2 separate regions of the Homo sapiens genome follow, and region 2 is linked to region 1. The links are chromatin loops, found by intact Hi-C in ENCODE. Cell type or tissue: dorsolateral prefrontal cortex. All regions are shown on one strand. Links, peaks and the distances in the headings refer to the core of each region. The heading gives the core; the rest is flanking DNA. Region 1 overlaps HSPA12A (heat shock protein family A (Hsp70) member 12A). Region 2 has its middle 38 kb from the start of MIR9851.

What was found. Peaks named below come from ENCODE experiments on the same cell type or tissue, not always from the same donor. Only the 100,000 strongest peaks of a DNase experiment are listed, where the experiment ranks them.
Region 2: a loop joins it to region 1, with 2.5 times the contacts of the local background. A loop is called at or near these places in 23 of 110 quality-filtered maps.

Annotation. Positions count from the first base shown.
Region 1 is chr10:116,725,904-116,740,955 of GRCh38, forward strand. All of the region lies in intron 1 of HSPA12A (heat shock protein family A (Hsp70) member 12A), which reads right to left. Among named protein-coding and RNA genes, the nearest start is that of HSPA12A, 9.1 kb to the right of the region's middle. In dorsolateral prefrontal cortex, for the core only: CTCF peaks have their summits at 11,810 and 12,009; a DNase peak (open chromatin) is centred at 11,930; H3K4me3 peaks cover 541 bases; H3K27ac peaks cover 1,494 bases.
Region 2 is chr10:116,781,610-116,796,661 of GRCh38, forward strand. It overlaps a transcript of HSPA12A not described here. Among named protein-coding and RNA genes, the nearest start is that of MIR9851, 38 kb to the right of the region's middle. RefSeq lists a silencer at 3,189-3,355. In dorsolateral prefrontal cortex, for the core only: CTCF peaks have their summits at 6,637 (motif pointing left) and 6,842; a DNase peak (open chromatin) is centred at 6,612; H3K4me3 peaks cover 1,030 bases.

The DNA.
Region 1 (15,052 bases), core at 10,712-13,211:
TGCTATCTTAAGGCCTGCCTCTACCGGCATAGGACTCCGTTTACAGAATGCAACTCAGTGAGGAAGTCAAGTTTTCTATCTGAATATTCATTCAACATACAAGGTTTAGACACACACACACACGCACACACACACACACACACACACACACAACAGGCCAAGCAGGACAAGGTGAATTCTGACATTCCCATGGTTCTCTACCCAATCCTATCCTGCTGGCTGGTCTTCCCTCCCAAGAGCCTCAGGCTCTGTCCCCTGGCATGTGGCACTTTGCAATCTCACTACCGAATATTTACCAAAGGCCCAAGGAGTGTGGTGTTGGGGCAGAATCTGCACCCATGACCAGCCATGACTTTGTGGGTTCAAGTTTGAATAAACTGCAAGAACCCCAAAGGAAGACCTACCAGAAGCTTCTAACATCTCTCAGCCCATTCCTTCCTCTGTCTCTGTCTCCCTCCTCCATCTCAGCTGCTCACTCTACCTCTCTCCCCACGCATGCATGCACATTCAGAGTTATATACGCACATTCCCAGCAGCCTCCCCCGAGACAGGCCTGGCAGGACCCCACCAGCTCCAGCAGTAAAAGGTCCTTGCTGGGTCTCTGATATCACTACCTACCACCCCCCTTGTGAGTGCTCCCCAAAGGGTTGGTGTCCTTGGGTAGACCATCCCCAATTTCCCACAGTTCCTTCTGGGGGTGCCTGTCAAACCACCAGGCCCAAGAGGGGGCTGCCCCTCAACACTCCTACCCTTAGCCTCTACCCGTCCCCAATATCCCATCCAGACAGCCAGTCTTGGCTTGCTCCGATGAACGGCATGGCCCTACTGCCTCCAGGTGTGCTGTCGGGCTCACTGTCACTTTCTAGGTTTCTGTTTCTTCATGTGGAAAATGAAGTTGGCTCACAGAACACTGAGAGCTCCCACACCTCCACCCTCCAGCCTTAACTATTTCTCACTGTGATAATCTAAGTCACACTAACTAACGTGCCGATGACGGATGAAGACCCCAGACTGCACAGCAACACCTCCCTCAGATCTCCATAATTCAGTGGTTCCAAGACACTTATGTTTTCTAAGAAGTAAAATCTGCCCCCGTCAAAAAACTGTGGATCTAACAAAGTGTTATCACATTTTGATTTTGCCAAGAACAGACATTAACACTTTTATTAAACCTATCATCTGCTACTATATTCAATTCATAAAAGAAAGAAAAATAGGACTATATCAGTTATCTATTGTAATCCAAATATTTCTAACTCCAAAATTTAGTGGGTTAAAATAACAATAATTTGCACAGAATTCCGCAACTTGGGCTTTTCTCACCTGGGGTCAACTCATACAGCTAAAGTCATCTCAAGGCTCATCTGGCACTAGATGGGCCAAGACAGGCTCATTCATGTCCATGTTCACCTAGGCTGTCGGTCGGGGGCCTCAGTTCCCCTCTAGGTGGCCTCTCCAGCAGGACGACCTGGACTTCCTAAATAGCAAAGGACAAGTGAGCAAGCTCCAATGCACTGGCAGGAATTTTCAAGCCTCTGCTGGCTTCCTGTTTGCCAAGGTCCTATTGGCCAAAACAAATCATGTAGCTACACCGAGTCCAGGTAGGAGGAGATGACACAAGGGTGTGAGTACAGGCGTCCCCAACTGAGGATGATTTGACTTATGATTACTTAACTTCATGATGGTGTAAAGGCGATAGACATTTAGTAGAAACCATACTTTGAGTAGCCAAACAACCATTTGTTTTTTTACTTTCAGTACAGTATTCAATAAACTACATGAGATACTTTATTATAAAATAGGCTTTGTGTTAGATGATTTTGTCCAAGGGTAGGCTAATGTAAGTGGGTTTTTTTTTTTTTTTTGGTTTTTTGGAAAGAGTCTTACTATGTCACCCAGGCTGGGGTGCAATGGCACAATCTCAGCTCACTGCAACCTAGGCCTCCTGGGTTTAAGTGATTCTCCCATCTTAGCCTCCTGAGTAGCTGGGATTACAGGTGTGCACCACCATGCCCGACTAATTTTTTTGGGGGGGGGACAGAGTCTCACTCTGTCGCCACTGCACCCAGCTAATTTTTCTATTTTTAGTAGAGACAGGGTTTCACCATGTTGGCCAGGCTGGTCTCGAACTCCTGACCTCATGATCTGCCCACCTTGGCCTCCCAAAGTACTGGGATTACAGGCATGAGCCACCGCGCTTGGCCAATTTTTGTATTTTTAGTAGAGACAGGACTTCACCATGTTGGCCAGGCTGGTCTCAAACTCCTAACCTCATGATCCACCCACCTGGGCCTCCTAAAGTGCTGGGATTACAGATGTGAGCCACTATGCCCAGCCTTGTAAGTGTTCTGAGCATATTTAAGGTAGGCTAGGCATGGATGGTCTGTAGGTTAGGTGGATTAAATGCATTTTCTACTAATGATATTCTTAACTTACAATGGGTTTATCAGGGTGTAACTCCATCGTAAGTCAAGGAGCATCTGTACCTGGAGACAGGATTTATTGTAGGTTATTAATTCAATAAGCTACCACAAGGGCACAATATCAGAAATTGTTTTTCAGATGGAAAAATTTAGCTTCGTGCAAACCTGGTACACAGTCACCTGGGTAACTTCCTCAGTGACGAATGTAGGCTTCAAGCATCAGAAGCCATCATGAACTAGTCCAAAGTGGGGCATTTGGGAAACACAGCACTGATTATCGCATTCTTTCCAACTGAGCCAGAGGTGACCTCAGAATCCTTCTTAACACAGCTCTCTAGATAGCTTCTTCCCTATTGGTCAGAGAGGTAGACACAATTCAAGTCTATGTGCCACTGCTTATCTAAGGGTTTTATATGCAGAGCAGGAGTTTTCTTTTAAAAGAGAACACTAAAGAAATAATGTTTAACCCAAAGGAATGTGGCATCAAATCAAGCCTGCATGAGTAAGACTCCCTGATGGTGGAACTCCAGGCTCTGTGACCAGGGGCAGGTGCGGGGAGCCTTCCAGGATCCTCAAACCACCCCCTCCAGGGGCCCATCTTAATGCTCCTTATGTGCCAGGCAATAAGCCTCCCGGGGCAAGGGCCCTCACACATCCCTGCAGGCGGCCTATGGCAAGCAGAGACATGGGACCCTCATTTTAGGCCAAACCTCACTAGTCCTGGCTCTCTGGGTACCTCACACAAATGTGAGTTGTGTCTCAGCTCTCAGTTCTAGTGGGTTCTCAGCCTCTGTCTGGCAGCATTGCCCAGCCCAAGGACTGACAAAGGGCACCCTGCAGACTCCATCTCTCCCTTCTCCAGAGCCAATGAGGAGCACGCCGGGAAGGTCACAGGAGCCCACCCCCAACCCCTGACTGGTAAGAGCCCCAGCGTACAGGCTGGGATGCTATCATTGGGTCGACCCTGAAAGTCCCTCCCTTTGGGGCACGGTCCAGGCCTTGAGATCCCCCACCATCGGAGGTGGGGCTTTCTGCAAACCAGAGGATCCTGAATGACAAAATCCTCCCGAGTTGGAAATACTCTGCACTGACATGGTGGTTACATGACTACAGTTGACCTTTGAACGACATGAGGGTTAGGGGCACCCACCCCCTGCACAGTTAAAAGTCCACATATAACTTTTGACCCCCCCAAAACTTAACTACAAATAGCCTACTGTTGATCAGAAGCCTTAACAATAACATAAACAGTCAATTAACACATTATTTTATGCATTCACGAAATACCTAAATTCTTGATTTTTTTCAATATTTCTAGGCTATGCAGTAAATTGTCACAAATCTCCAGAAAATGTTCCAATATATGTATTGAAAAAAATCCATGGATAAGTGGACCTGTGCAATTCAAGGCCATGTTGTTCAAGGGCCAACTGTATCTACATTTGTCAAAACTCATGGAACTGTACACCCAAAAAGTGTGAGTCTTACCTTATGTAACTTAGACCTCAATAGACTAAACTTTAACGAAATCTCCCAGCCAGCTCCACTCCCTAATATCAACCTTTCTGAGTACCTCGTGTGTGCCCAGTGGGTGTTTTGAATAATAAAGATGGCCAGGCGTGGTGGCTTACGCCTGTAATCCCAGCACTTTGGGAGGCCAAAGCAGGCCAACATGGTGAAACCTCATCTCTACTAAATATACAAAAATTAGCTGGGCATGATAGCAGGCACCTATAATCCCAGCTACTTGGGAGGGTGAGGCAGAAGAATCGCTTGAACCCTGGAGGCAGAGGTTGCAGTAAGCTGAGATGGTGCCACTGCACTCCAGCCCGGGTGACAAAGCGAGACTCCATCTCAAAATAATAATGATGATGATGATGCCTAACATTGACTGCACATGTTTTATGTGTAGGACAAATTCTTTATATACATGACCTCATCTAATTCTCAGAACCAACCCGTGAAGTGCTGTGACCCATACTTTTGAGATAAGGTCACGGGGATCTAGAGAGGTTGAATACCTTGGTGAGGTCAAGGCCAGGTATGGGAGCCAGGACCCAAACCAGGACTTTCTAACTGAGCTAAGCCCGTTTCACTCTACCAAGTGCCCATCCAACACTAGCTCCCAGGCATGGGGTGTTGAGTGCTATTTTATACTTAACTGAGGCCCAGAGAGGCTAAATGACTTGGCTGAGGCCACTCGGCTAGTCAGAGGTGGCACCACGATCTGAACCAAGTATTGTCTTATTCTAAAGCCCACTCTGTCTTACTGCCCACAAAGGAGGCCTGGGGTCCCTCATGCCCCATTCCATCTGCTGGGCTCTCTTCTCTGGGACTGCCTGGCCCTGGGTGACTCCTTCCCCAGCCATGCCCACCCCCAACCTGTTCTAGCAGCTTTGCTGGCCAAGACTACCAGAGGCTGACGCCAAAGGATGGACGCTCAAAAATATCTTGGAAAGCATCTCGCCATAGCTGGTCTGACACAGACAGACTGAGGCTGTGGGATAAGGGCCTTCCAAGGGCCTCTGTACAGCCTAGGAACCTGGCTATGAAGGAACCGGGCCCTCCTGGCTTTCCCAGACCAGGTCCAACATGGTTCCCACCCTCCCAACGTTTCCTGGGGGAGAAGCCGAGGAGCTTGGACAGGCAGGAATCAGTGTGCTCCCAGGCGTGGGCCAGCTTCTCTGCGCAGCCCGTTCCCATGGTCTGTCCCAGGGTCCTGCTGCATGGGCCCTTGTGGACTCAGTCAATGCTACATCCTCCATGGCTGGCCAGTTGGCCTCCCCTGGAGGGCCCCGGAGTTGGTCCTTGTGCTTAGGCAGAACGGGCCCCTGACCATGTTGGTTGCCCATCTTTCTGTGCCTTGGCTCTTGGCAGAATGTCTGTTTTAAAACGAATTTTGCTTGTGAGTAAGTAAACCTTCTCTGGCCAGAGGAAGCCAAAAAGGTACCTTTACAGTGAGGATCCAGGGATGGTGCCCAGAACTTAAACCAGCTGCCAGGTCTAGGAGGGGAAAGTGAAGCAAGTGACTCAGATGAATGATGCACCCCTTCTGCTGCTCTCTAACTGCCGGCCCCAGGGAAACCACTGCCAGACCGGATGACCACGGTCCCTTCAAATGGGGCCAGCGGCCATGTGGACTGACTACAGCCCATCACACACCAGAAGAACACACCAAGAGTCTGTGCATTATTGTCATGCAAGGGACCCAGTGGTCAGTTACCCCATGTAGCATGAAACTTTTACATGGGAGAAAGTAATTTTCTCTAAGAAAGAACAAAAGAGCAAAATTTCTAACAGGTAGTCTCTTTCTTCTCCATTCTTGTACAGCCCTCACCTAGAAATTCTTTACTACACAGGGCTTACTTCAGACACCTGTACTGTTAACTATTTGTGGGAGATAATTACTCTCTGACCACCAGATATCGTGCCCCCTAACTCCCCCTCTCTCAGCAAGGTAACCCTTCTTCTGGCCAGGGTTGACTGTTTCTGGGTCAAGTCCTGATCATACCTGAATCTTGCGGCCTCGTCTGGGAATCTGGACTTGGAAAAGAAAGAAAAACAGACAGACATCAGACCTCCTGTGTATCAGAACTTTTCATTTCAACATGGGGGTCACTGTTGGGGGCCACATTTGCCCTAAAGATGGGAAGCAATCCTAAAGTGGTCCTGCAGAGAGGAGGGGTGGGTGACATGCAGAGCAAAGCAGAAGTAAGAGACAGGGCCAGGGGTGGTGGCTCATGCCTGTAATCCCAGCACTTTGGGAGGCCAAGGTAGGCAGATCATTTGAGGTCAGGAGTTCGAGACCAGCCTGGCCAACGTGATGAAACGCCGTCTCTACTAAAACTACAAAATTAGCTGGGTGTGGTGGTGCATGCCTGTAATTGCAGCTATTCCAGAGGCTGAGACAGGAGAATCGTTTGAACCCGGGAGGCGGAGGCTGCAGTGAGCCAAGATCACCCTACTGCACTCCAGCCTGGGTGACTCCGTCTCAAAAAAAACAAAGAAAGAAAGAAAGAAAGAAAGAGACAGAGGGAAAGAAAACTGCCATGTTCCCAACACTTTCCCCTCCTAGACCTAGCAGCAGGTTTAAGTTCCAGGAACCAGCCCTGGATCCTCACTGTAAAGTTACCTTTTTGGCTTCCTCTAGCCAGAGAAGGTTTACTTACCTGCAACCAAAATCCCTAATCAAAACCCTTTCAAAACAGACATTCTGCCAAGAGCCAAGGCACAAAAAGATGGGCAACCACTACTGTCAAGTGAGGGAACACACAAGAGACTAGAAAAGAAAAGCTGGGCCTGCGGCTCCACCATTGCAGAGTGTTTTATTCACAGCAATTTGACTTGGCACTTCATTCCTTTGAGTTAAGCATTCTTCAAATACTTTTTTAAAATGTAACTCCTGCTGGAGGGACAAGTCATGAATTTGTTAACGGCAAGGAGGTTTGGATCCTTGTGCCGTCTCTGAGTGACCGGGAGTGGCTGGCGGGACTGCTGGAGGATTCTGTAGCCATTGCGGAGTTCAGCTGGAAAGCATGCAGAGGGAGTCGGCAGACCTCGATTCTGAGCCTGGCTTTGCCTAGTGTCCTGGGGCAGTCTCTTCCCCTCCCTGACTTCAGTTTCCCCATCTGTAAAATGAGAGGGTGGGCCCAGTCCAGACATTAGACAACCTGGTCCCATCTAGCTGTGGATGTATCCATGAGCTCTGTTTTCTAACTGCTGGCCCAGGGAAACCACCACCCAAACTGATAACCATCATCCCTTCAAATCGGTCCAGCAGCCATGTGGACTGACTACAAGCAGTTGTTTTCTGAAACTTTCATCTGTCCTTTGGGCACAGACTCCTGCCTGATGGTTGTGCTGTAAACAGTTTCTTATCCCAGCCAGCGGAGATGGTCACTAAGGGACAATGACTAAAGGAAAGAAAAGGAAGTAAGTGGCCAGAGGAGTTTAGCCTTCAGCCCAAGGAAACATGGGAGACAAGCAAAGAGAGGCCAGCCTGAGGCCTCAGAGGCAGCAGGCTGGAGCCCGAATACCTACAGCTTCCCTGTCCCAAACAGAACCAGCCGCCTGGGTACAGGAACCACTGTTCCTCATCACAGAGAAACCAATAAGATCACGAGGTCTGATTTACAAAACATAGGAAGCCCCAAGGGACATCATTTAATTGTCAGTTTATAGGAAGCAAAGGGCACTGGCGTAATCCATTTCCCTCTGAGATCTTGGGTGCTAAGTGGGTCGATGAAACAGGAGCTCCATCCTACAGAACTTACTCCTGGAGTCTCTGTTTTCTGACATTAAAATTCTGAACATAACTGACAAAACTACCCACTAAGTATGCAAACATCTGGGAAGCAAAGCAGTCTCAAAATTTCAAATGACTGAATAGGAAGTGACTGTAGGCTCTTCCTATTGGCTGTTATTTGAGGCTCCACCCCATATCGGAGCAAATATTTTTTAAATGAACACTTATCCCACATCAAATATAAATACACTCAGTCCTCAACTTAGGATGACTCAACTTATGATATTTTCAACGTTTTTATGGGTTTATAGGGACGTAACCCTATTGTAAGTCAAGGAGCATCTGTTCAAGCACTTCCACTGTAATGCAGCATATTTTCCTACAAATCTTCACATTCTACAAACCCATACACTAAAAATAACAGGATTCATGAGGAAAACAAGGTCGGTGTACATCACTCCACACCTGCGGAACCTTGCTACCGGAACCTTTCCAAAAACAGTAACGGAGCACTCACTTCTTAGGGGGCCATTCTCATCAAAATGCAAAACCCAACAGGGCACAGTGGTTCACACCTGTAATCCCAGAGCTTTGGGAAACCAAGACAGGCAGATCACACCTGTAATCCCAGAGCTTTGGGAAACCAAGACAGGCAGATCACCAAGACAGGCAGTTTGAGACCCGCCTGGCCAACATGGTGAAACTCTGCCTCTACTAAAAATACAAAAATTAGCTGGACATGGTGGCACACACCTGTAGTCCCAGCTACTCGGGAAGCTGAGGCAGAAGAATCACTTGAACCCAGGTGGTGGAGGCTGCAGTGAGCCGAGATCACACCACTATACTCCAGCTTGGGCAATAGAGCGAGACTCTGTCTAAAAAAAAAAAAAAAAAAAGCAAAACCCATCCAGGGTGTCACCCACACACCCATACCCATCATTTTCTTATAGGGACAATGTCTTTGCAGCTCCTTCATCTGCCCTCTCAGCTGCCAACAGAGCTTAAGGGAATGGGGAATGGAACAATACTAAAACAGCCCTGACTTACACTAAAGGTAGTTGCATCTACAGATTTTCAGCTTTTTTTTTTTTTTTGCTTTTTTCATATATTAGCCTTCAATCATGAAAAAAGTGCATTCTGGGCTGAGCACGGTGGCTCATGCCTGTAATCCCAGCACTTTGGGAGGCCGAGGAGGGCAGATCACAAGGTCAGGAGATCGAGACCATCCTAGCTAACACGGTGAAACCCTGCCTCTACTAAAAATACAAAAATTAGCCAGGCGTGGTGGTGGGCGAGTGTAGTCCCAGCTACTCGGGAGGCTGAGGCAGGAGACTGGCATGAACCCGGGAGGCGGAGCTTGCAGTGAGCCGAGATCGAGCCGCTGCACTCCAGCCTGAGCGACAGAGCGAGACTCCGTCTCGAAAAGAAAAAAAAGAAAAAAGTTCATCCTGATCTGTCAAAGTGCAAACATACTGGGAAAAATTGAGAATGTGCCAACACAACTTTTCTGAATACCACCATCATTCTTCATTTATCACTTATAGAAACACATGTTCTAGCACAACAAACAAATAATTGTAAGTGTCAGACAATCACTGGGCACTTGCAGAACGTCTTAAGAAGTGAGATCTAACCTACAAGTTGCTTTAAAGCATAATATAGTTTTCTAAAGTTTGTAGTTTCAACATTTTTGCCAAGCCAACTCTGTTAGATTAAAAATAGCCACACATTCTTTGCAGGTCCTCTCACTAAGAGGTGAAGGCAATTTCTCCATCCCTCTATCTGAGCTGGCTTCAAGACTTGCTGTGACCACCAGGAATACAGCAGACGTGATTTTATTGGACTTCCCAGGAACGCCTCAAGAGGCCTTGCAGCTTCCCCTCTCATCCTCTTGCTGTCCTGAGGCCACCACATAAAGAAGCCTGAGCTTGCCTCTTAGAGGATAAAAGACCATGTGGAGAACGAAGCCCAGCCGACAGCCAGCACCAACCCCCAGACCTGTGAGCGAGGTCATCTTGGACTACCCAGACTAGTTGAGCCATCAGAGTGTTGCAGTCACATAAGTGACCACAGGGAAGACCACCAAAACAACCACCCAACAGAGACCTGCCCAGAGAATCATAAGCCATAAAATGACTATTGTTGCCAGGCACGGTGGCTCATGCCTGTAATCTCAGCACTCTGGGAGGCTGAGGCAGGAGGGTTGCTTGAGCCCAGGAGTTTGAGACCAGCCTGGGCAACATAGTGAGACCTTGTCCCTATTTAAAAAAAAAAAAAAAGCCAGGCATGGAGATGTGCACCTTTAGTCCCAGCTACCCACAAAACTGAGGTGGGAGGATCGTTTCAGCCCAGGAAGCAGAGCTTACATAAGCCAAGATCACGCCACTGCTCTCCAGCCTGGGTCACAGAGGAAGACCTTGTCTTAAAATAAATTTTTTTAAAAAGACTATTGTTTTAACCCATTAAACTTTGGGGTGGTTTGCTACATAGTAAAAGCAAATATAATGTGACATTTTATAGACATTTCAATAACTTGTTTAATGCATTGATTGTTTTCCCTGCTTGGGAGCCAATAAACCTTTTTATTCAGATCTCAATGAGTCATGGGCCCCTCAGAAGGGGCTAAATCAGCCCTAAAAGTAACAATGTCTCTAAGGACCCTACTGAGATTGAATAGAAGTCAAGGGTTGATCCACAATCCAAACTCCAGGGAGGGCAACCCGCAGCAGGTGCACGAGGAACCTGACCTAATGTACAACACGGAGGAGGAGTCATTTCCAAACTTCAGACAGCTCCTGAGGGACACAGAAGACTCTCCAACACCCCAAACCTAGGCAAGACTCCAATCTTTCTGGCTATGAGAGGCTCGATAATAGCCCCCTGGTACCGATGACTATGTTATCTCCTATGGGAAAAGGGAGTCAGCAGATGTGATTAAATTAAGGATCTTGAGATGGGGAAATGATTACACAAGTAGGCCTAATAAGAGGTCCTCATACAAGTGTCCTTAGAAAGGGAATGGGAGGAGGAGGGGCAGAGTCAGAGAAGGGATGTGGCAATGAAAGCAGGGGCTGGAGTGATGGGCTTGGAAGATGGAGGAAGGGGCCACGATCCAAGGAATGCAGGTCACCTCGAGAAGTTTGAAAAGGCAATGAAATGGATTATCCCCTAGAGCCTCCAGAAGGAATACAGTTCTGCCAACACCTTGGTTTTAGCCCAGGGAGACCCATTTTGGACTTATTCCTGACTTCCAGAAATGTAAGATAATAAATTTGTATGGTTTTCAGCCATTAAATTTGTGGTAAGTTTTACAACAGCAATAGGAAACAAATGTACTGGATAATTCCTCCTGCCTACAAGAATGTAAGTTGGGACATTTATTCATAATAACAATAACAGCCAATAATAATTGCTCATATTAATTCAATGTCTACTTCATGCCCGGCTCTACTCTGAGTGCTTTTCATATAAAAACTCATTTAATTCTCATAAAGGCCATATGAAGAAGAGACTGTTATAATCCATACTTTACAGATGAGAAAAACTGAGGCTTTATGGGGTTAAGTAACTTGCCAGGGTCACAGAGCAGGTCAATGACACAGCACAGATTTGAACCCAGGCAGTCTGGCCCCAGATCTCACATTTAACCACTACGCTTCCCAAATCAACCTAACAATGATAATAAAATGACTGGAAGTTACTGAGAGCCCTCTGTGTACCAGGCTCATACCTAAGCTCATTACAAATACTCTCTCATTTCATTCTCACAGCACCCCAGTAGAGCAGAGATTATTAATCGTCCTTGTCTACAGCAGAAAAAACAGATGCAGCAACGTTAAACCCAGATGTTACAAGCATCTGAGACCAAAGCCCAGGTTTACCTGCACACCCTACTGCCTCCCTCATCCGTCTTGAGGCCCGGATGGCTGAGAAGACAAAGATAAGGAGCGCAACCACATAATTCACCTTCCAAACTGAGATACTTAGAAGGTGAAAGATATCATTATTACTAATTTCACTAGGAAAAGAGGCATAAACTAGAACTATTCCAGCAAACCAGGACATATGGCCACCCTAAAAATAAGGGGACTAAAATCAAGGCAAAAACTCTGCAGCTCAGGATTGCCCAGAAGGGGTGCCATGGAGCAGCTGCCAGCCCCGCAGGACATCTGCGGCTGCCAGGTCACGGTCAAGGCTGGAAGAAGAGGGGTGGTCCTGGCAGAGCTCAGAGCAGCATCTGCAAAGCTGCAGCCTGGGAGTCATTTGCAATGACAGGAACGCAGCAAGGATCAGCAGGGCCCGCTTCAGTGGGGCAGGTTTCAATTCTGAGCACTGCCTGTGCTTCCTTGGTCGTCTCCTCGCTGGCCCCGCTCACTCCTGGGGATGCCCAGGCCTGGGGGTGCCCGCAGTGGCAGGCGCTCACTCATTCCCTGCCACACGCTGCTCATTCATTAAAAGCCCCTGATTCCTCCCCGCTGTTCTAATTATGCACAGCAGTAATAAAGATGCTTTCTCCCTTACCAAAGAGGCCTATTTATATGAAAAGAGAGCATTTCGCCCCCACAAGATTGAGTCGTCACTCCAGGCCTTATTGGAATCAAAGCAGCTTCTCTTCTGAGATTGTCCAAGCCCTGCCTGACTCCCCTCCAGCTTGGCCCACTCCTGAGCATCCACATTTCCAGGAGCACCACTGCGGAGTGGGCAAGATGTAGACGCCATTGCCCTCTGCTGTGTTCCCTCATGTCTTGCTGACTGACACTCAACAAAAAGTAAGACATTTATTGAACACCTACTAGTGTCCTTAGTAAAAAAAAATGGAAATGAAAGACATAGTCCACGCCTTTCTCGGAAGAAAGAGCATTGAGAGAAACAGCACAAGATTTTAGGCTCCATGGCTGACTCATATCCCAACTCCAGCATTCACTGGTTGGGCAAGTTAGCAAGTTTTTCAAAGCCCTCAATTGCCTTATCAGCAAAATGGGGTAATAATAATGCCAGCCTCACAGGGTTGCTGGAGGAGTCAATGAGATACAGGCATACAAAGCTGGCATATCGTAGGGCCTCAACAAACACTAGTTGGAATTATCAACCATTAAGTACCGAAGGCTTTGGGACCACACAGGCAGATCTCATCCCGATGGATGAGCCCAGGAAGGCTTCCTGAGAGGTGATACCTTAACTGAGTTTTGAAGGATGAGTAGGACCTTGCTAAACAAAGAGAGGATGTCCCAAGCAGGGAGGACTGCATGTGTCCAGGGCCAAAGGCGATCACAAGGCTCTGGGAAACACAAGACACTGTGTAGGGACATACACAGAAGGCATGGGAGGACCACCAAGGCGGCAGACAAGTTGCAGCAGCAGATGTTGACACGGAAGTGGATCCCATAGCCAGAACCCTAACCTGCAATGCCCAGAGCATCACCCTGACCTTTGCTTACTTCCTTTGGGGGCTATAACCAGCGCCCTGTCACTACCATCTACAGCTTGGTGGCTGAAGGAAGTAGGGCAGCCACTCTCTATTAGCCGCAGGCCTACTCAACACAAGTCCCTGAGGGCCTATGACATGCCAGGCACATGCCAGGAGAGGCTGTTCAGCTTGACCACCTGGGGCCTGCATCCCATGGCCTAGGTCCTTACCTAGGCCCCCTTCCAGCTGTGCGCTGCTAGGACTGTCAGCTTTTTCCTCTGTGAAATGGGGATCACAGGGCGTCCTTCATAGTCATTCATTCAACAACAAACGTGGTCAGGGCTAAATGAGATAACTCAATATTCCCAGGTTTCAGCACACACTAAGTCCTCAATAAAAGTGAACGTTTAAAATGTTTATTTTTATTAAGATGAACCTCCAGGATGGCATCTCCAAAGCCCAATGCCAGGCCTCGAGAGATACCCTCAACCCAGGCAAAACTGCCTGCCCACCATCCCTCTCCTCAAGCCCGTGCCCTGGAAAAAATGACTTGGTTTCCACTCTTCATGTCTAGCCCTGACTTGGTCACCATAGGAGCCATCCCTGTCCGAACCACTCTGTCCACCCCCAATTCATCTCACCCTTCTAGGGCTCCATGTGTCAACCCACTCAGGTCATGCGGGAGGGGGCAGGATTGAAGGTCATCTCAAATTTTGCTGTCCAACACCCAGACCCTCAAGTGTGGCCCTTCAGATTTTGTAAATTAAGTAATTTAAACATCTTATTAAGAAAATTTGCAAACATACACAAAGTAAGCAGAATAGTAATGAACCGCCGCTCCCCATCACCCAACTACCACATTTTGCCATTCTTGTTTCATTGGCACGCACCTCTGCCCACTCCCCACCCCACCCCAACTGCACTTGTTGGAGAAGATTTCATGGCCAGCCTTTCTGACACCACCCCCCAACACCACCTACCCACCAGCAAACCCCTCCCCAACCCAGGACTGCCACTGCTCACAAATTCCAACAGTGTGATATTTGTGGCACCCATCCTTTTGTACCAAAAACATTCTGGAAATCCTTCCCAGGAAGCACAACCATTTTTTTATGTCCTTAATAGAGTGGTAACCACTGCACACATGCATAAGGGCTGTATGCACAGGTTGGTGCCCTGGAATCAGATGGCCTGGGTCCCAAACAACACTTCCCAGATGTGTGACCTTGGATAGGTCACTCAACCTGTGTTTGGATTTCCCACCCAGGAAGGGGAGAATGCTGGTAACAGGTTTGTTGTGAGCCTTTAAAACAATAAAATAATGCACGCTCTTTTCCCAGCAATGAGGAAACCTTAGAAATAAGTGTAGGGGCCAGGGGCAAGCCAACTCTGCTCCTATGCAATACTATTCACATCCTCCATTTTACAGATAAAGGGAGAGGTGCCCAGAGGCACAGTGAGCTGCCAGGGACAGCCCGCTCTTCAGGTTGGTCTCTGTCCTAAGTCCATGCACCTGGAATTCTCACTGGCCACCTTGAGCTGGAGATGACTGGAAGTGAAGAAACAAATACTCCAGAACAAACGCAGAAGAGCGGTGGCAGGTGGCTCGGCACACCAGGTATGGGTGTCCCCATCCTGGACAGGATTTCTCCCAGCACCGTGTGTGTGTGTGTGTGTGTGTGTGTGTGTGTGTGTGTCTGTGTGTGTGTGTGTGTGTGCGTGTGTGTGTGTGTTAGGATAGGGGTGCTGAATTTGATTTACAAGACAAAACAGTGTTGGGAAAGGTGTGGGGAGTGGGTACACATTCCTGCCCACTTCTGATTTGACAAATCCTATGCCCAACCTTGTATTTGGTATCATCGCCCACCCTATCCCAGCATGAGAGGCAAGAAACTGGCTCAGTAATTCTCAGGCTTTAGCAATTCAACGCCCCTACTTATCGTCCTAAAAATTTTTTTATTTTCTGACTTAAAGGAA
Region 2 (15,052 bases), core at 5,162-7,661, 50 kb after region 1:
CTCTGCCCATCCGTGGTGTGGTGATTGCTTAATTGTCGCTAAAAGGATCAAATTCAAAGCACTCGGCCTCTCTCCTTCATTCTCTTGCCTCACTCCAGTTTTTAATCAATCTCTCAGCTGTCAGCTACACCGAGTGCCTGAGGGTCTGCTGTGGGCTCTGCCTTTTCTGAGGTTGGGTAGGGGGTGTCCTCCTTGGGTCCAGCTATTCAATCTGACTCAACAAACAAAGCATTTCTTAAAACAAGTCTTCAAACATGCAAACAGTAAAGGAGAAGACTGATTCATTCTACCAGGTTAAAATTAAGATCATAACATTCATCAAAAGACAGTAAAAAGGAAGTCTCAAACTGGGAGATAATATTCCTTACACCTGTGAGTGACAAAGGGCTAGTATCCAGGATGCATAAAAACTCCTACAAGTCAATTTCAAAAAACAACCCAATACAAAAATGAGGGAGAACAATGGTCAGGCATGTCACAAAAGAGGCCCACAAGAAGGGCAAAGAGACGTTCGCAGAGATGCTCAACCTCAGCTGTGACCAAGAAAACACAAAGTGAGACCATAAGATGAGATTTTGTGCTCACTAGATGGACAAAACTCAGAAATGTGACTATCCCAAGGGTTGGTGAGGAAGTGGGTGAGCACCGGGGATCTTTACACAAAGCTAGAAAGAGGCTTATTCGACTGTTTTGGAAATTTGGCAATCTCTGAAAAGCTGAAGATACGTGAGCTTTGACACAGCAACCCCACTAGCATAGCCTAGTGCCTGTGCCCAAGCCTGCGTATATGACAAGGCTGATAGCAGCGCTTTTTGTAACAACCAAAATCGGGAGAGGGAGTTGTCCTTTGACTGAAGAATGGATAAATAAATTGTGGCATAGTCCCGGGTGGAACATTACCTAACATTGCAAAGGAATGAACTACAGGTACACCCAGCAACAAGGATGATGCTTAGAGTTGTAATGTGGAGCAAAAGAAAAAGCAAGTCACAAAAAAATGCCTCCTGTGTGACACTATTGTCATAAAAACCAAGCAAAACTAAACAGACTATTCAGGTAGGGCTCATAGACATGCTATCAACTGCTTTTTAAAAACAAGGGAATAAATGAGATGCTATTCAGGGTAGGGGCTGCCTGGTCAGGGAAGAGGACAGGATCACCAAGGCTTGTGCAAGTAGATTCACAGGTGCCAACAATGTTCTACGTCTTAAGCTGGGTGGTGGACTCTCAGTTTCAACAAAATCGCTGAGTAGACACTGAGACTGACTCCCAGGCCTGATGCCTGGCAACATACCAAGCCCAGGACACAGGGTCACCCTCACGGAGGGTACTGGAAGCCTTAGAAGTAACCTCAGAGAGGCAGAGAACATGGTGGGCCCCAAGGCGAAAGAAGGGAAATGACAAATGTCTCCTGCCACTCAGATGCCAGGTCTCTCCACAGCCTTTCCCACGTAATCCACACAGGCAATGTGTTAAACAGATACCAATCACGTCCAGCGCACAGATGGGCAAACTGAGGCTCTGAAAGACTAAGCTGTTTCTCCAGGAAGTGCCAATGGGAAGGGCTGGGGCTGAGACACCTCCAGTCCAGGTCCCTCTTTCCACACCATCGACGTGGTGCTGTGGGGATCAGGAGAGGCTTTGATGAGGAGGTGACGTTGGAGACATGTCTGGAAGAATTTGGAGGAGTCAGTGGCAGAGGAGCCTGGATGGCAGAAGGTGGCCTGTGCCCTGGCAAAGTGTGCAGCAGTATGGCTCGGGGCACAGTGAGTGGGAAGAGGGACAGAGCCTGACTCATGTGGCCCAGGGTCTGCCCACGATTATTGACTGTCAAGCACTGAATGAATGAGCGTGTGGGTGGACTTGGCTGGAGCACAGGCTGCACACGGACAAAGAGCTACAGCCGTCAACTGCAGCAGCTGCAACAGTCCTGACCCACCGTCCCCACCCCAGTCCACTCTCTCCCGCTAGCCAGGGTGAGTTTTGTAACACATAAACTGGGGCACATTCTTGCCCAGATCCAAATCCTCCAATGTTGTCTGTGATATAGTCTTAAGTGGGGGGAAAAAAGAGCAAGGAACAGAATGGTGTGTTAGTATACCACCATTTATGGGTATTTTTTGAGACAGAGTCTCACTCTCTTGCCCAGGCTGGAGTGCAATGGCTCACTGCAACCTCTGCCTCCCAGGTTCAAGCGATTCTCCTGCCTCAGCTTCCCGAGTAGCTGGGACTACAGGCATGTGCCACCACGCCCAGCTACTTTTTTGTATTTTTAGTAGAGACAGGGTTTCACCATGTTGGCCAGTACGGTCTTGAACTCTTGACCTCCAGTGATCCACCCACCTCAGCTTCCCAAAGTGCTAGGATTACAGGTATGAGCCACCATGCCCAGCCCATTTATGGTTTTTAAAATTACATAATTACATCTATTTTTTTCTTATGTATCCAAAAGATCTCACTGGAAGGACACATCAGGACCTGGTTGCAGTGTTGACCTCTTAGGGAACCAGATGGCTAAGTGGGACAGCCATGACTGGCCATGTGCTTGCCAATCCCATTTCCTCTTCCTGGACACACAAAAGTCACATTTCCCAGCTTCCCTTGTGGCTAGGCTGGGGCCTTGTGACTTGCTCTGGCCAATGGGCAGTGGCTGGGGTGATGCATGTCTCTCCAAGGCAGGCCGCTCCTGACCTAGGTGGCCCCTTGCCCTGCAAGTGGCAGCGCAGGGTCTTTGAGCACTTTCCAAAGTCCATTGCCTGATTTCTCTGTTCTGCAGAGCATTTTTCACATCCTGGTCACTTTCTCGTTTATTGGTTTATCTTCCTATTAGCGTGTAAGCTCCACTAGAGCAAGAAGTTCATCTGTCCTGTTCATTTCAGTAAGCCTAGCACTTAGAGTGGTACCTGGACTCTGTAGGTGCTCAATAAAGGTTTGTTGAGGGAATGAATGAATGAATGAATGGATGAGTGCAGGAATGAGTGAATGCCTTTAAGATTGGCTTATGATTGACATTTATGAAGTTGTCTGCCTAGCGTCCCTTTAGCAAGAGTTGCTCCTTCCCGTTCCCTCCACGTGTTGCCCTTGCAGTTGGGGACTTGTGCTTCCGGCCCCAGCTGACTGGCTGAGGAATGAGTCCCTGGCTGAGCTGGGTCAATGAATCCCTTCCCTGGGATCTTTGGACTAGATGGGATAAATAGAAATCAACATAGACAGAGCCTCTCCGTCTGGGGTTGAGCCTGTAACGCTAACCTCGGAGCTGTCAGTCTGGGCTGGAGATGCTGAGGGCACGTGTCTACAACAGCAGACAGGGAGGCAGCTGCTCCTAGGCAGGAGCCAACAGGAGAAACCAGAGAGGCCCCAGTCCTGCTGGTTCTAGGCCCTGCTGTGTTCCTCTTTTCTTGGCATCATGAAGCACCTCAGGCCCTAATAACAAGTTGAGGACCAACAAGAGGCTCTGGAGCTTGGATTCCAGAGGAGACATTTCCCAGCCTTTGGGAGGGGCGTCCTGGAAACCCTCATTGTGCCCTGCTCTGAGATGGCTTTGGGGCTTGACCCCTGCATGTCCACTCTCAGATTCCTTTCCTCCCCCTCCCACCCACCGCCACCATCATTCAAATGTCCAAAGCCTCAGGTAGTGGGAAGGAGGAGTATGAATTCTGGAACACAGGCAAGGACTGATGTCTTGTTCGGGAACGTTCTGGCCACCACAGCCTAGTGCTGCTGTGGAGGAAGGAGGAACGGCCCCGACCCAGGCCTGCCAGTGGACATGGCAGCCCGGGGACAGAGATCAAGATGTGGGAGCTGAGAGCAGTCCTGGCCACCAGCAGAGCATGGCATCAGGGCATTGTGACAGAAATGTTCTTGCCTGACCCCAGCCCCAGGACGGCTGTCCCCCACCCAGATCCCCGCCTGCCTCCCTGGTTCTCCCTCTAAGCCTCCACCTCAATGCAGGGGTCAGCAGGTGCCCACTCATAAAGCCCAGCTCACTCCCCAGCCTTGGGGGAACGCACACTCGGGCTCTGCTGCCCACCGCATGCTGCTGTTCATGATCCCTCTCTCTTCCTCTCGGACAGACACACACACACTACCCCAAATATCCACCTGCCCTCTGAGCACTGGCATCTGCTGTCACCCCCTCCCTCCCAGGGAATGGTCTCAGCCATCCACCGGTTATCCCAGCCAGAAGCCAGGCACCCACTTGACTCTGCCTTTCCCCGCTGAGCCCTCCTGCCCCACTGCCCTAATACCGCAAGATTCCTCCTATTTCCCCCCCTCCCCTCACCTTAGACTGCAGGCCCACCCCATGGCCTACTCAGACTCTGCCTGAGTGGTCTAGCATCCTCCCCTGCTTACATCTCTTTGTGGCCCTGGGAGACATCCCGACTCCTGCACCCGTCATGAGGCCTTTGCTGATCTAACGCCCACCTGTGCACTGGGAATCTTTGTAGCTTCATGAGGTTCACCTATGAGGTTAGCGCCAGAGAAGCCCCACGTGGAGCCTCTCGGGTAATTACGCAGGAGATGGAGCGGGTTCTGCAGAAGAGACTCTCAGCAAATCTCAGCAGTGGGGTTGCATGGAAGGCAGGGCTCCCAGGGGCTGAGACACAGTGGTAAATACTTCTTAAAATAGACTGTTTATGTTATGGATCAAACTGAATTCCTAAGTTTAACTATATTTTTGGTAATTTGGTGGGGAAACAGGCTGCGCAGAACAACTCCGCCTTGCCCCTAGCCTGGGCTCAGGACTCTAGGGAGGTCTAGGGAGCAGCTCCAGGGCCTATGGCCCCTCAGGTAGAGGCACAGGTGCGTGTGTGCACATTTTCCTGAAAAAAAAAGAAAAAAAAGATCTAGTGCTTTTGTCAGAATCTCAAAGGGATCCATGATCTAAGAAATGTCTAAAGCATTGTTCTCACAGAAAAATGTTCGTTCTCATTTATAATTCAAGAAATGTACATTTAAATGGTATATTTTTCTCATCTGTCTCAGTGGCGTTCATCTGTAGCTGCCTATTAGAATCTCCTGGGGAATTATTTATTTATTTATTTATTGAGACAGAGTCTGGCTCTGTCACCCAGGCTGAAGTGCAGTGGCTCAATCTTGGCTCGCTGCAACCTCTGCCTCCCAGGTTCAAGCAATTCTCATGCCTCAGCCTCCTGAGTAGCTGGGATTACAGGTGCCCACCACCACGTCCAGCTAATTTTTGTATTTTTAGTAGAGACAGAGTTTTGCCATGTTGGCCAGACTGGTCTCGAACTCCTGACCTCAGGTGATCCACCTGCGTCAGCCTCTCATAGTGCTGGGATTACAGGTAGGAGCCACTGCACCCAGCCTCCTGGGGACATGTTTTAAGTGCCAATGCCCAATCACCTCCCGGACACACACACACACACACACACACATACACACACGCACGCACTCACACACACACGGTCAGATTCTGCTTTAATTGGTCTGGGATACTGTCGTGTTGGCATATTTAGAAAGCTCCCCAGGTCATTCTGACTGCAGTCAAGATTGAGAACCAGCAACCTGTCAGATCAACCAAGGGCAAAAACGTCCATGGGATCTCATGCATTCTGGGTGGGAGTGCGGCCTGGTTTAAAAGTCCTTTGCAGAGCAATCTGGAAATACCAAAGCTAGAAGGGCCTCTACCCTCTGACCAGCAATTCCACTCTTAATAATTTAGTCAACAGCAGCTCTTGCATTGGTGCTTAAAGCTGTGTATAGAGGATATTTACTGCCCACTGCTCCTAATAAGCACAAGATTGGAAAGTGCCCAAATGTCAAATCAAGCATGTCACATCCACATACTAGAATACTCTCTAGCCAGCAAAAAAAAAAAAAAAAAAAAAAACCACAGGCGCCTTCTGTGAAGTGATGTGGGAGGCTTTCAGCGTCATTGCTAAATGCAAACGAGAAACTGAGTGGAGGGTGTGGTTTTGAACGTACAGGCGTCTGTATTTTTATATGCATCTAGAATTTCTGGAAGGATATACTTTTCCAAAACCTCTTAACAATTATGGCCTTTGGGGAAGAAGTGGGGCTAGGGTGGGAGGCGGGGAGCTTAGTTTTCACTTGCTTCCCCCTTTTGTGTTGTTTGAATTGTTATTATTAATATGCACTGCTTTTTCCAAAAACTTCAGAAGGTGAAAAGAAGAGGAAAGAAGGGAAGAGAGTGCCTGGCAGCCGCTTGGCACAAGGACTAAGAAGTGGAGTGCCTGGTCATGGAGGGGTGCGAGTGAAGCCTCCAAACTGGCTTCAGCGTGGGGGCACCCTAAATCCCCTGGAATCAGGTCAGACTCTGAAGGTAGGAGTCTGCTTGGTCTATGGTGGAAGTTGGGGACAGTGACTTGGCCTGAGGGTCGGGGATAGGAGGGCTTCCAGGACGGCAGGGCGGGAGCTCTGCAAGCCAATCCCTCCCTCGTGCCACCTCCACGCAACGCCGTTAAATTCAGATGCTACGCTAAAAGCAGAGGAAGGAAAAATATCTGTGTCACAGCACCAACTGGAAACCAACGCGCGTACATCCTGTCTCTACTCTGGCCGAGCCGACCAAAGCACATCCTGCAAAATTCTAGACCCCCGCAAACGGCGGGAGGCGGCCGTGCGCACAACATCCTGCAAACGCCGCCCTCTGGTGGTGGAGCTGGTGAACTGCGCCCAGGTCCATAGGCGGGCCCACGCTTGAGTGTTCCAAACGGGAGAAGAAAAAAGTACCATTTAATACCGAAGCGAAAACAAGTACTCAGTAAGAAAAGCACAGATGCAAACGCAAAATTCATATTTTAAATATAGTTCGCAAACTGGTTCCCAACTAACTCTTCTCCCAAAATACAATAGCTTGTTTCTCCCCTTGCAAAATACATATTCTCATTCTAAAAAAACAATAATGAAAAGCACTAGGAAAAAGAGACACCTACAGTCACCAGGCTGTGATCTGTAGCTCTTGCTAGCATTTTGGTGAGTATCCTTCCAGACTCTATCAACACATACACAGAGATACATGCAAATGGATAGCAATGGGACTGTGCAACACACCCAATTTTGTAGCCTGATTTTTTTCTCTTAATTATATATTGTGGGTATCTGCACAATAATACATGCTACATCATCATTTTTAATATTTTCAATTGAAAAAGTTATACGTGTGAAAATATACCCACAGATAAACTCACATAAATGAGAGAAACTATCTATTAATAGCAAACTTGCTGAGTCAATTATGATATATCCATCTGGTAGAATTCTACGCAGCTATTTTTTTTTTTTTTTTTGAGACAGAGTTTTGCTCTGTCACCCAGGCTGGAGTGCAGTGGCAAGATCTCAGCTCACTGCAACCTCTACCTCCCGGGTTCAAGCAGTTCTCCCTGCCTCGGCCTCCTAGTAGCTGGGTCTATAGGCACCTGCCACAACGCCCAGCTGATTTTTGTATTTTTAGTGGAGACAAGGTTTCACCATGTTGGCCAGGCTGCTCTCGAACTCCTGACTTCAGGTGATCCACCCACCTTGGCCTCACAAAGTGCTGGGATTACAGGTGTGAGCCACCGCACCCAGCCACTATGCAGCTATTAATCTAATGCACTGGTGCTGCAATATGTCAAAGATATATCACATCGCAAAATAAAATTACATTACAAAATAATACGTATAGAAGTATCCTATTTTAGCTTACAAAAATATATTTATATACATATACCATTATATATGTATTGATATATAGACATATATAGATATATATGTATATGCCTGTGTCTGAGAAGAAAATGTTTCTTGAAGGATACTCCAGAAACTCTCTTAGGAAATAAGACTGGGAAATGAAGGATGAGTATAAGTTGTAGCTTTTACTTTCTCTCCCCTTATAAGATTTTTTAAAAATATTATCCTCTCGATGATAGAATTCTGAATCCTGAATGTGCTATGACTTAGCTGAATAATGCCCTGTTGGTGAACACTCAAGCTGCTTATACTTTTTCTGCCAGGAACAAAGCTACAGTGGTACCTTGGATGTAGTCACTGTGCACTTGTCTGATTATTCCTGCTGAGTAAATTCCTAGGCATGGAATTGAGGGTTCGTTTTTAAGGTGCATCATCCAGGATATTGACTATCAACACGTCGTAGAGTGAAGCTGACGTGACTGTTCAGTGCCCGTTTGCATTTCTGAAGGGCCTAATGTCTGCTTCTAGGTGAGGAGGGCATTATCTCTGGCCATGCTTCATATCCCTGGAAGCTCTCTCCAGACTACGGGTCAGGTTCACCGGATGCCCAGACGTCCCTCTTAAGGTCTTGCTTCCATTTATGGCTGCACCTCCACACCCACTGTCATCCTCACCCACCTCTGTCTATTCCCTCCACAGCAGCCAGTGAGAGCCTTCACCAGACCCTGCCCACGCTCCATCAGTAGCTTTGCTGCACACTGGAAATCAATCCAAGGTCCTCCCATGGCCCAGGAATCCCTGCATGGTATGGACCCTGATAATCTTTCTTTTTTTTTTTTTTTTTTTTTTTTTTTGAGACAGAGTCTCGCTCTGTCGCCCAGGCCGGACTGCAGTGGCGGGATCTCGGCTCACTGCAGGCTCCGCGCCCTGGGGGTTCACGCCATTCTCCTGCCTCAGCCTCCCAAGTAACTGGGACTACAGGCGCCCGCCACCTCACCCGGCTAATTTTTTGTATTTTTAGTAAAGACGGGGTTTCACCGTGTTAGCCAGGATGGTCTCTATCTCCTGACCTCGTGATCCGCCTGCCTCAGCCTCCCAAAGTGCTGGGATTACAGGTGTAAGCCACCACGCCCAGCCCCCTGATGACCTTTCTAACCTCACGTCTCCCTCCTCTTCCTGCCCTCAGCCCACTCATGCTGCACACTGGCCACCTTGCTGTTCCTGACGCTCCCCGAACATCCAGCCCCAGGGCCTTTGCACTTGCTGTTCCCTTTGCCTGGAATACTGATCCTCTACTCACAAGCCTCTTTCCCTGGCTTCATTCACAGCCCAGCTCAAATATTTCCTCCTTAGAGAAGCCTTCTGGCCCACCCTGCCTTAAAGGACACTCTCCATTCCCAGACCCCATCTCATTGTCTAGTTATCATTTTTTATTTTTTTATTGAGACAGAGTCTCACTCCGTCGCCCAGGCTGGAGTGCAGTGGCATGATCTTGGCTCACTGCAACCTTTGCCTCCCAGGTTCAAGCGATTCTCCTGTCTCAGCCTCCCAAGTAGCTGGAACTACAGGAGCGCACCACCACACACACCTAATTTTTGTATTTTTAGTAGAGACAGGGTTTCACCATGTTAGCCATGCTGGTCTCGAACTCCTGACCTCAAGTGATCCGCCCGCCTTGGCCTCCCAATGTGCTGGGATTAGAGGCATGAGCCACTGCACCTGGCCCGTCCAGTTATCTTTGTATTCATAGCCCTGGGATTGCATTCTAAATCTACGTGTTTATTTGCCTTTGATATTCTGCTTTCACTGAGTTACAAGCTGCACAGGAGCAGGAGACTGTCTGGCTAGTGCTGTGTCCCCAACACCCAGGACAGGCCTGGAATGTGCAGGCCCTCCCTCCACAAGTGTGTGCTGCTTGGATGAAGGAGAAGCTATTAACACAAGGATGTCTGAAGCTTGAAGAGCCTAGATAGGCCATTTCTCCCAACTGCTCCCAAAGGAGGTCAGATGTGTTTAAAGCATCTTTTCCATAGATGAAGCTTTATCAAGAAAATCTGACAGAACCTTTTCAATGCAACCATTTGGGAGAAAAATTGCAAATAGGTTATTATTCAGGAAAAATACCTTTCCTCCAAACCAGAGCAGCACATCCACCCAACATACTGGCTCCTTTAGAGAAAAGCAGAAAGGTTAATATCGCCCCGTCAGAGTAAAGCAGCCAATTAGTGCAATTGCAATTCAGAAGAAGAATAGAGGTTAATTGCTTGGAGTCCACATGTCTCAAATGCCTAATGCTATATCATTATTTTTTAGCTACATATTATTCATTTCATACACTTAAGAATTCTACCTTATTACTAATTAGTAATTCCTTATCCTTAAATTTTACCCAATTCAAGTTGTCATCATAGGGCCCTCCTCAGCCCCCATTTTCCCTAAGATGCAACTAAATTGTTGAGAAAAGGTTGGCATCTCCTATTCACTACCTCCCACCTCCAGCCCCTGCCAGCACCCCCGAGTTCACCTCTCCTCTTCCACGGGCATGTGGTTTCCCTGCCTGCAGAATCTTCCATCTCGGTAAACAGGCTTCACTCCTGCCTTGGGTGTTCTCAAGCATCTACTATGTCCCAGACAAAGTTCCAAGCTTATCGATTAGCTGGGCAAAAAGATGCCAATTCATCCTGCCCAGGTGTCTCTGTTCTCTTGAAGAGACCCACAGCTTGGCACCTTGGAAATGTTAACCCAACAGATCAGAATTTCCTGGGAATGTAATAATGATATCATTAATAATAATAATATAATAATAATGATGGCCATAAATACTTCTTGAACACTTTCAGGTCTCAGACACCATGCTCATGAACTTTACATGCATGATTTTAATCCATGGGAAGCCACGTACATGCATGTACGTTGATCACGTAAGCATGTGAGTGGGACAACCCCAAACCCAGCCCCAGTTCAGCATGGGCAACAAGAATGAAACTCGGTCTCAAAAAAAAAAAAAAAAAAAAAATTATCCATCAAGGAACAAGAATTGGGAAATGTGAAAGGAGGTTAAGAGACAAAGAGTTCGGAGTGAGAGGTTCTAGAAGGAAATGAAAGTAGATGAAGCAGAGGTAATATAAGAAGATATATGGGGGTGAGAACCTTCCAGAACTAATGATAACTATCAACCCCTGGATTCAAAACAAAATAAATCCAAAGCAAGAAAAAATAAAAATAAATCAGCTGGGCGCAGTAGCACATGCCCGTAATCCCAGCACTTTGGGAGGCCGAGGCAGGCAGACTGCTTGAGCTCAGGAGTTCAAGACCAGCCTGGGCAACTTTGCAAAACCTTGCATCTACAAAAAAAAAAAAAAAAAAAAAAAATTAGCCAGGCATGGTAGTGTGCACCTGTGGTCCCAGCTACTCAGGAGGCTGAGGTGGAAGGATCGCTTGAACCCAGGAAGTCAAAGCTACAGTGAGCCAAGATCGTGCCACTAACTGCACTCCAGCCTGGGTGACAGAGTAAGACCCTGTCTCAAAAAAGAAAAGAAAAGAAAGAAAAAGAAAGAAAGAAAGAAAAAGAAAAGAGAAAAGAAAAGAAAAAGAAAATCTATTCCTGAAACATCATACTGAAACTGATGACTAAAAAGACAAAGGGAAGATTTTAAATGCACTCAGAAAGAAAATATAGATAACCTCCAACAGAGCAACAGTTTGACAGCTGACTTTTTATTGGCAGGAATGGAAGTTAGAAGAATGGATGATTCATTTGATGTGCTGTGAGAAAAAATAACTGTCAACCTAGAATTCTATGCCCAGTGAAAATTCATTTCAAGAACAAGGTGAAATACAGACATTTTCAAAACAACAAAAACTACGAGAATTCTCCACTAGCAAACTACAATAAAGGAAACTCTAAAGGATGGATCCAAGTTTAAAGATCTAAAATGCAAAAGGAATAAAAAACACTAAATAAACATTAACTGCATAAAACAACAATGATAATGCCTTATGGAGTTAAAGAAAAACAAAACAGACTGGGCACAGTGGCTCACGCCTGTAATCCCAACATGTTGGGAGGCTGAGGCAGGTGAATGTCTTGAGCCCAGGAATTTAAGACCAGCCTAGGCAACATGACAAAACCCTGTCTCTACAAAAGATACAAGAATTAGCCAGGTATAGTGGTATGCACCTGTAGTACCAGCTATTCAGGAAGGTGGGGTGGGAGGACTGCTTGAACCTGGGAGCTTGAGGTTGCAGTAAGCCACGATCACACCACTGTTCTCTAACCTGGGTGACAGAGCAAGACCCTGTCCCCACTGAAAACAACAAACAAACAAAAAAAACCCACAGAATTAAAAGACATCACAACAATGGCATGCAAATCAAGAGAGGGAGAATGAAATAAAATTGTTCTGAGATCCTTGTACTATATAGAAGGAAGGTAAAAGCGTTACATTCATATCATAATTTCTAGGACAATCACTAAAATAATGGAAACAGAATATGTAACTTCCAACCTACTTAGAGGGGGAATATAAAATGAGAAAAAAAATCGAAAATATAATAAGAAAAGGAGAGAAAAAGAAAAACAGAAAGCATAAAATGAGATGGCACATAAAGTCCTAACATATCAATAATTACAATAAACATAAAGGGACCAGGCCGGGCACGGTGGCTCACGCCTGTAATCCCAGCACTTTGGAAGGCTGACGTGGGTGGATCACAAGGTCAGGAGATCAAGATCATCCTGGCTAATATGGTGAAACCCTGTCTCTACTAAAAAATACTAAAGAAAAATTAGCCAGGCGTGGTGGTGGGCGCCTGTAGTCCCAGCTATACTCGGGTGGCTGAGGCAGGAGAATGGCGTGAACCCGGGAGGTGGAGCTTGCAGTGAGCCGAGATCGCGCCACTGCACTCCAGTGACTCCTGGGTGACTGAGCAAGACTCCGTCTCAAAAAAATAAATAAATAAAAATAAAAATATAAAGGGACCAAATGCTCCTGGTAAAAGATAAAGAGTATCACATAAGATTTATTTTAAATCCAACTTTTTGCTATTAACAAGAATCCCAACAAAAACTTAAGGACATAGAAAGGTTGGAAGTAAGAGTGGGAAAAGGGCTACAAGGCAAGCAAGCAGAATATTAACAAACATGACTATATATTGGACCATAAAGCAACTCCCAACAAATTTCAAAGGACTGAACACATGCAGATCACATTCTTTGATCACAATTCATACATCAGAACGCAATAGTAAAAAGATAATAGTTTTGGCCAGGCGAGGTGTAATCATACCTATAATCCCAGCACTTTGGGAGGCAAGGTGGGTGGATAACTTGAGGTCAGAAGTTCGAGACCAGCCTGGCCAACATACTGAAACCCCATTTTTATTAAAAATACAAAAATTAGCTAGGCATGGTGCCATGCACCTGTAATCCCAGCTACTTGGGAGGCTGAGGCAGGAGAATTGCTTGAACTCCAGAGATGGAGATTGCAGTGAGCCGAGATCACACCACTGCACTCCAGCCTGGGTGACAGAGCAAGATTCCATCCCAAAGAAAAGAAAAAAAAGATAATAGTTTTTTTAAGTTCACATTTAGAATTAAGAAATACATTTTTAAATAACCCTTTGGTCAAAGAAGAAATCAAAATCAGAATTTAAAAAATAATTAGAATTGATCAAAAAAGAAAATATACTATATCAAAACTTATAAGATGTAACTTGAGCAGCAGAGACAAACTTATAGCCTTAATTGTGAATATATTTTAAAAATAAAAATAGAAAGGCTGAAGATTAATGAGGTAAGTATTCATCTTAGAAGGGGGATAAATAAAAGCAAAATAAACCCAAACATTCTGTAACCAGGTCTCTACAGAGCTCAGTTCACCTTCATACCCCCAAATGCAACATGGCCTTCTTCCACCCTGCAAGGAAAGGTCCCTTCCATTCCCAAGGCAATATTTCTCCAAACATGCTAGGCTGTCTTCCAATAGTACAGAGGATGATTTTCAGTGTACTTGGGCACATATTTATTTTACTAGATTTTAAATAATAGCTTTTTCCTACATTTGACAGGTAATGTAGTTTTACATTTATAGTAGTAAAATAAAATTTCCTTTTAAAATTACTTAGTAAGAGGCCAGGCATGGTGGCTCATGCCTGTAATCCCAGCTCTTTGGGAGGCCAAGGTGGGTGGATCACTTGAGGCTAGAAGTTTGAGACCAGCTTGGCCAACATAGCGAAACCTGCCGCTACTAAAAAAAAAAAAATACAAAAATTAGCCAGGCGTGGTGGAACGTGCCTGTAATCCCAGCTACTCAGGAGGCTGGGGCAGGAGAATTGCTTGAACTCGGGAGGCAGAGGTTGCAATGAGCCGAGATCGTGCCACTGCACTCCAGCATGGGCAACAGTGAGATTCTGTCTCAAAAAAAAAAAAAAAAAAAAATTATAGTAAATAAAATTACTTGGTAAGAGGATGAAATTCAAAGGAAAATATTAAATAAGTATATCATATATTATTATTTATAAATTATTATATACATAAATTCTCATTTCCAAAATGGAAATAATATTTCCTGCTTCATAGCATTGTTATGAAAATTAAAGGCCGGGCGCGGTGGCTCATGCCTGTAATCCTAGCACTTTGGGAGGCCGAGGCGGGTGGATCACAAGGTCAGGAGATCGAGATCATCCGGGCTAACATGGTGAAACCTCGCCTCTACTAAAAATACAAAAAAAATTAGCCGGGCGTGGTGGTGGGTGCCTGTAGTCCCAGCTACTCAGGAGGCTGAGGCAGGAGAATGACGTGAACCCAGGAGGCGGAGCTTACAGTGAGCCAAGATCCCGCCACTGCACTCCAGCCTGGGTGACTGAGCAAGACTCCATCAAAAAAAAAAAAAAAAAAAAAGAAAGAAAGAAGAAAATTAAATAAGTTATACACAATATAAAATAATACTTCATGAATATATTACTTGTATAGCATCTGGTACTTACCAAGAACTCAGTTCACGTTAGCTGTTATAATAATAATAATAGTTGAATGATCAAAATTTGGGAAACACTAATCCAAGACTCCAAAAATGAACTCTAGACCAGTGACAATCCCTGCAGGCAAGAGGAAAGTAAAGACAACGGGTCTTCGGGTCTTTGCAGCTCCCCTCTCCCTTTCCACAGCCTTCCTGTCCTGCCCTGTGGGTCTTGCTGCTCTGGGTCTCTGGACCCCACGCTGTCCCTGCCCCAGGCCTGCTCCTGCCTCCCCATCCCCACTCAAACTACAAAATGCAAACTCCTCCAGACCATGGAGCAGAGTGCAGGGCTGATGAGGTTAGAAAGTTGTCCCTTCTCCAAAAGTTTCGTTTAAGACAGCAAAAGCGTTTAACACTGAAAGGGAAACCCCCAGCTG